Linked DNA regions of Mus musculus: region 2 is linked to region 1. The links are chromatin loops, found by intact Hi-C in ENCODE. Cell type or tissue: heart. All regions are shown on one strand. Each heading gives the region's core, and the rest is flanking DNA. Links, peaks and the distances in the headings are about the cores only.

Evidence for each region. Peaks named below come from ENCODE experiments on the same cell type or tissue, not always from the same donor. Only the 100,000 strongest peaks of a DNase experiment are listed, where the experiment ranks them.
Region 2: a loop joins it to region 1, with 2.5 times the contacts of the local background. A loop is called at or near these places in 10 of 42 quality-filtered maps.

What each region holds. Positions count from the first base shown.
Region 1 is chr6:87,273,391-87,276,299 of GRCm38, reverse strand. All of the region lies in intron 8 of Antxr1 (anthrax toxin receptor 1), which reads left to right. Among named protein-coding and RNA genes, the nearest start is that of Gm34170, 7.9 kb to the left of the region's middle. In heart, for the core only: a CTCF peak has its summit at 1,324 (motif pointing right); no DNase peak of the experiment used is centred there.
Region 2 is chr6:87,100,302-87,103,210 of GRCm38, reverse strand. It overlaps a transcript of D6Ertd527e not described here. Among named protein-coding and RNA genes, the nearest start is that of D6Ertd527e, 3.0 kb to the left of the region's middle. In heart, for the core only: a CTCF peak has its summit at 1,462 (motif pointing left); DNase peaks (open chromatin) are centred at 580, 740 and 1,620; H3K4me3 peaks cover 474 bases; H3K27ac peaks cover 958 bases; H3K27me3 peaks cover 413 bases.

The DNA.
Region 1 (2,909 bases), core at 184-2,683:
CATAAAATCACTGAGTCCCAGGAAGATGCATGTAAAATATTCAGGTCTGACATGGACCGTGGCCCTTTTCTGCTGCTGACAGATGTGCGATCATTGGTCTATAGTGTGCAGTAGAATTTAATTAGGAAGGGTGTCTGGCTTTGTTGATATTTAGTTTAAAAATTACAGACTAAATCATTGGAGCTCATAAGATGTTCTAGGAAACATTAATGAGCCAGTTTCATGGCCCAGGTTAGTTGGCCTTGTAGTTAGAAGGTCCAGGGATTATACAAATATGGAAAAGAGAGCCCATGAATAGGTGGCTGGATTAAGGGCACACAGAAAGTATTCCTTGGATCCTTTCTTTTTTAAAATCTAACAAATGTTTAGTGCCTACTATGTGCCAGGTTAGTCTTTGAGAATACAAAAGAGGGTAAGAATAGAGCCAGTCTTTACCCATGAAATCTTTATAACCTGAAAGTAACAGCCTATTAAAAACAAGTGTACTTTCCTAGTGTGCCCATGACGGATGGATAGCAGCCGATCTGAGTTGTGGGTAGGCACAGGTTTCTTCCCTGCTCTGGTCACCTGGACTCAGTGGCAGGGATTACTCTACATCTAGAGAGCAGCAGGGGAGACAAAGTGAAAGAAAATTGGCAGGTTTCTGTTTTGGAGAAAGACTCAGACAGCCAATGGGCAGCTGTCCTCCTCTGGATCCACCCGCTTCAAGCCCCAGGTGACTCAAAATCAGATTGTTCCCTTACAACAAATAAGATGTCAAAGAACATGCTCTGGGGGACTTCCTGGGAGTGTGCGAACACAGAAGCCTCTGTGCTGTGCTGGGATGGAAGGGACTGGCCTGTTCTCAGCGTACAAAGCACTTCGACAGAAATAAGTATGGGTTGACGGTTTATTGGTGAAAGAACAATTTAAAAAGAACAAAAACAATTTTGCTAGGAAGGGTTAACGACTGCAAATAGAGTTTTGTTTTTAAAGATTCTTGAGAAGTCTCTACATAAACTGAGAAGTTTACAATAAAATGGCATTTGATTTTTTTTTTTTTTAGAATTAAAAACACTTCGTGTGTAGCCTGGCAGATTCCCAGTGGGTTCCAGCGCGGGTGTAGGAAGTCAACTCTTGGAACTGTGAAGCCGTTTTTTTTCACCCGCCATTTCTCCTGCTTCCTCAGTAATCCAAGGTTCTCCAGAGGGACCACCCCAGAACAATGCACTGCCCACCCCTGTTTTGCTTAATTGGATTTTTAAATTTTATCTTATGCGTTTGACTTTTCTGCCTGTAGGTATGTATGTGTATCACATGCATGCAGTGCCTGCAGAGACCACAAGAGGGCATAGTCTTCTCTTGGAACTGGAGTTACTGACAGAGAGTTGTGAGCTGTCATGTGGGTGCTGGGAACTGAACCCAGGTCCTCTAGAAGGGCAGCCAGTGTTCTTCACTGCTGAGCCATTTCCTCAGCCTCACGTTGCATCTGTTTAGGCTTTCATGGATTCACCTATTTTTTTTTTAATTTGAAATATTTCGCACATTGGCAAGAACATTGTATTAATTTTAGTTAAGAAAATGCTAAATGTGAGGTCAGTGGCAGGTGATGGGCCAGAAAGAAGCACGTGTGCTTGGACACCGCCACCATTCTGGACACTGCAGCACGGGCAGAAGCTCACCTAGTGTTGAATGAGATCGTCCCCTGGCATCCATTGCCAGCACCACTAAAGCACCTGTCTTGGTGTATCTCCGTGAATCACACTTGCTGCCTCATCGGCTAAGGAGTTAATTGACTGTGGGTTAACATATGTCTGGTTCTGTCTACAAGACAAAAATCCCTGTAGTTTTCCTTGATCTCACTCTCCCTTCCCTTCTGTTAAATTATCAGAAGGCAGCTGTAGAGAGATAGGAGGCAGAAGAGACTCTTGGTCTAACCTTAGATGGGACCCTGCTTATTCACGATGAGAGGGCAACTTCGTCACCCTTTGTGAGTGACAGACAAAATACCTACAGAGGAAGATGGGCTGCAGGCCCATATAGGGGTGGGACCAACTTAGTAGTCCACAAAGAAAGTTGGGAAATGTAGTCTTTCAGCAGGAAACAGTCAGTTTCTAATACAATATAAATTTTATCACCTGAGTCTAATTGATTTTACAAGCTTAATATCTCCGTGTCTGGTATTTCATCTGACCCCATACAGCCCTCTGCATCAAAGATCTTACAGTGTTATACAATAGAGAAAGCAGAGGTGCTGAGGTTTGCTAAGCTGCCCAGGTTCACAGGACCAGGAAGAGGTGGGGCTGAGAGCTCAGCCAGAAGCCACGCAGAATCCACATCCACCTTCCTGTCCCAAGTCCAGGCTCTTGACACAGCTCTGCTGGTCGAGGCTGCCTGAGGCCAGGCACTGTGCTGTGCTCTGCCTGCCTGACTAGGCTTGATCCTCCCAGCTATGCCAGAGCTTCAGGGGGCTATGGTCACCTCATTTCTCCTGATAGGGAAAGGAGATTCTGAGAGATTATGCAGCATGCCCAGGGCCACAGTGGTGGCCATATTAACCCCAGCAGTTTCTACAGTCCTCATTATTGATAAGTTTTATAAAACTCTGTATGATGGGTGGGAGGGGGTGCCTTAGTGGGCCCATGCTGAGTGAGGCATCCCCCTGAGGTATCAGCCATATGACCGTCCTTGTATTAAAGTAAGTCTATTTGTGACCTGGGGGGGGGGGGTCTGGAGAAGGGAGTAAAGGCAGAGAAAGAAAGGGACAGAGAAGGACAGAAAGAGAGAGGAGAGAGAAAGAGAGAAAGAGGCTAGCTGGGAACCTGTGGGGAGAGAGGAAGAAGATGCAAAGGGGAAAGGGAGAGAGACAGAGGCAGGCAGAAGCCAGAACAGTCCTTATATGCCCGGCTCCTGGCTCCTGGCTCCTACCT
Region 2 (2,909 bases), core at 223-2,722, 170 kb after region 1:
TAAACCACACCCCAGAATCAGGCTTGCCTTTTCCTGGGAAAACTATCTTGCATAAAGCAAAGCTGCAGCTTGGGATCCCTGCAGGACACTGTGAGGCCATGTGGACCCTGATTGTGGATGTTGTGTGCAGACACAAGCTCTGAATAATGGTGGGGGGTGGAAAGGGACCCTTCCCCATGCAGATGCACAGTTCCCAGCCCTCAAGGCCAGGAGACAGAGCTACACCTGAGACCATGGCTCCTAACCTCAGGAAGTAGACCACTGCTACTACTCAGAATCCATCAGAAGGTGAGGATGGAAGAATCTGGCCTTTCTCTCCATCACCATCATTCATGGAGAAGCAGGCACTTGTCACACACACACACACACACACACACACACACACACACACACACCAGAGCTCTAGGGCAGGCAGCCTGCTTACCTCAGAGTCATCAACATTCTTTGTGGGTCCCTAATGGACTGTGGACTGGGAACTGTCCCAGCCTCCCTGACTTCAGCTATTCTCCGGATGCCAAAAGGACTAGAAGCCAGAAAAAAAAAAAAAAAGCGTGGTGAGAACAAAGACTGAGAAAAATACGTGCAAGAGGCTCTCGGTCTTGCCTTCAGCTCTTGATCTCCAAAGCCTTAGGAAGTGTCAGTCAGGTGTCAGATACACGGCAGTCAGAGGACACTGCAGCTGGTGTCCTGGGCTCTCCTCCCAAAGTCAGTCCAAAGAAACCTCTGATCCATAACATGCAAGGGTCGAGCACAAAGAGGAAGGAGGGGGCCTGTGCTGGCTGCTGCGAGGGAGCTCCAACACCTAGGACTTTAGTAGCCAGCTTGCAGCTGCTCCTCTTCCACAGAAAGCCAGATTCTCCTGGGTAATAGTCACCTCCTGCTTCAGTTACAGAGACAGAGAGAAACCCACAGAGCAGGGAGGGAAGGGCCTGGGTCCAGGTACAGTTTCTGCTCAGAGCTGGGTGGAGACAGCAGGACCTATAGACTGCTGGGCCTCTGTGCTCAGAGAACTTGGACTGCTCTGAGCCAGGGGTGGGGCCTTCCAAGGGGAGGGTGACTTGGAAGTCACCAACCGCAAAGAAGGTGTGCCCCCTCCCCCTACCTCTATGGCATTCACGTCTGCCCACAACTTCTACATCGAGGGACGATATGGCTTCACAGTGTCCTGCAGGGAACCCAAGGTGGGCCTTTGCTTCTATGCAAGATGATTTTCTCAGAAAAAGACAAATTCTGGAGTAGGTTTAAATTATGAACAGAAACTGTCTGGAATGTATTTAGTTTTGGAGGGGAAAACAGAAGCTGGGATAATTAGAGGAGGGGGAAGACAGTGGAAAAGGATGATAAAGACAATGTATATGAAATAACACTTTTCATAAGTGTAAGAAAATGTCACAATGTAGGTCTTGCAGGTTCGGGCGCCCCCTTGCGGCCATGTGCTCCCTGCAGCTCTTGGTCCCCAGGGACATCAAGAACCTTAACTGAGCAAGGCTGTGGGAGCCCAGGACCCTCTTAAGGGAACCTACAGTTCTCATACAGGTAAAGGAGGCTACAGGCGAGTTGGGATGTGGGGACAGCGTTGTCTCTCCCTACAGGAAGAAGGTCCGAGGAGAGGAGCAGGGGGCGCAGGCTGTGTTCTTAGCCGGGTCTGCAGCCCCTGATGCTAGCCAGGGTTCCTTCCAGGTGGGTCTTCCTGCCCTGGATTGTCTTGGCGTCCCAGCTCTTTCAAGGGATGCTACCCACTGAGATCAGGGGGCTCTGTCCCCCTCCGTGGTTTCCAGGACTGGTAGGGTGCTGCCCCCTGCTGACCAACTTTCCGTGAAAGAAGCTCCAAGCTGTCCCTTCCTGAAGCCCTCTTCATGGCCATACTCCCTGAGCAGTAAGTACAAGAGGGCCCCAAGAATCCAGAAAATAGCATTTTTCTGGGTCCGCCACACCTGGAGAACTGCGGTTGCTGAAACCTCGGGTACAGTTCAAACAGGAGTGTTGGAGTACTCCCTCCCCACCCCCTACCGGTCTCTGCCCCTTCTCTCTTTTCTAAAGCTCAGGTCTGAGCAACATTGTCGCAGCTCCATTACTGCCCTTTCCTCACACAGTGACAGTGGCTAGACAAGGGGGTAGCAGTGCTTGCTTCCTATAGGCAAGCACCTTCCCTGGAGGCGCCTCAGATCCTCAGGCAAACCGCTTCCGTGTGGTTCTCAGATTGGCCACTTAGACTAACCTACCCGTAAGATTTATAAGGGTCATCTATTTTGACATCTTAAAGCAACAGTCTTTCCAGTTAATGATGAAGTGTTGACTGACCATAAATGAGAAGAGCGATGAGTGACGTCACGGTATTCCGGCCCTGTCTTCCCTAAAGGACTGTGACCACAGGAGTGGCTTCTTTGGATAATGCAATGCCTGTACTTAGAAATGGGCCCTCACAACTTCCCAAGGGCCTAGGGGTCCCAGAAGACAAAGACCTTGGGAGGGCAGTAGGATACTCCCAGCTTCTGGACAAAATGCAAATGTGTTTACTCCAGCTGTTGAAGTTTCTGGCCACTTTCTAAGTTCCCAGGTCAAGGACGCCGAAAAGCACTCCACTCAGAACCTAAATTTCTAAAACTGTGGAATGTGTAGTTTACAGGCAGGGCACTTACCCAGCCTGTGAGGCCCCGATCCCCAGAACTGGCATAAGAGAACTGTCCTTCTAGAGACTGGAGTTGGATGTAGTAACAGTGCCAGCCAGAGCAGAATCTGGGGCACTCAGGATGCGTGGATGCCAAAGCTGGATCCTCTGGCCCCTGGATCTTCCTGTGCCTTCTCCAGCTTTATGATCCAAAAAGAAACCCTTTTTAGCTACAAGAACCCATCTCAGAGCTCCTCTGCTTCCATTCAGTAGGAGAGTGTTCTAAGGAGCCCTCTCACAC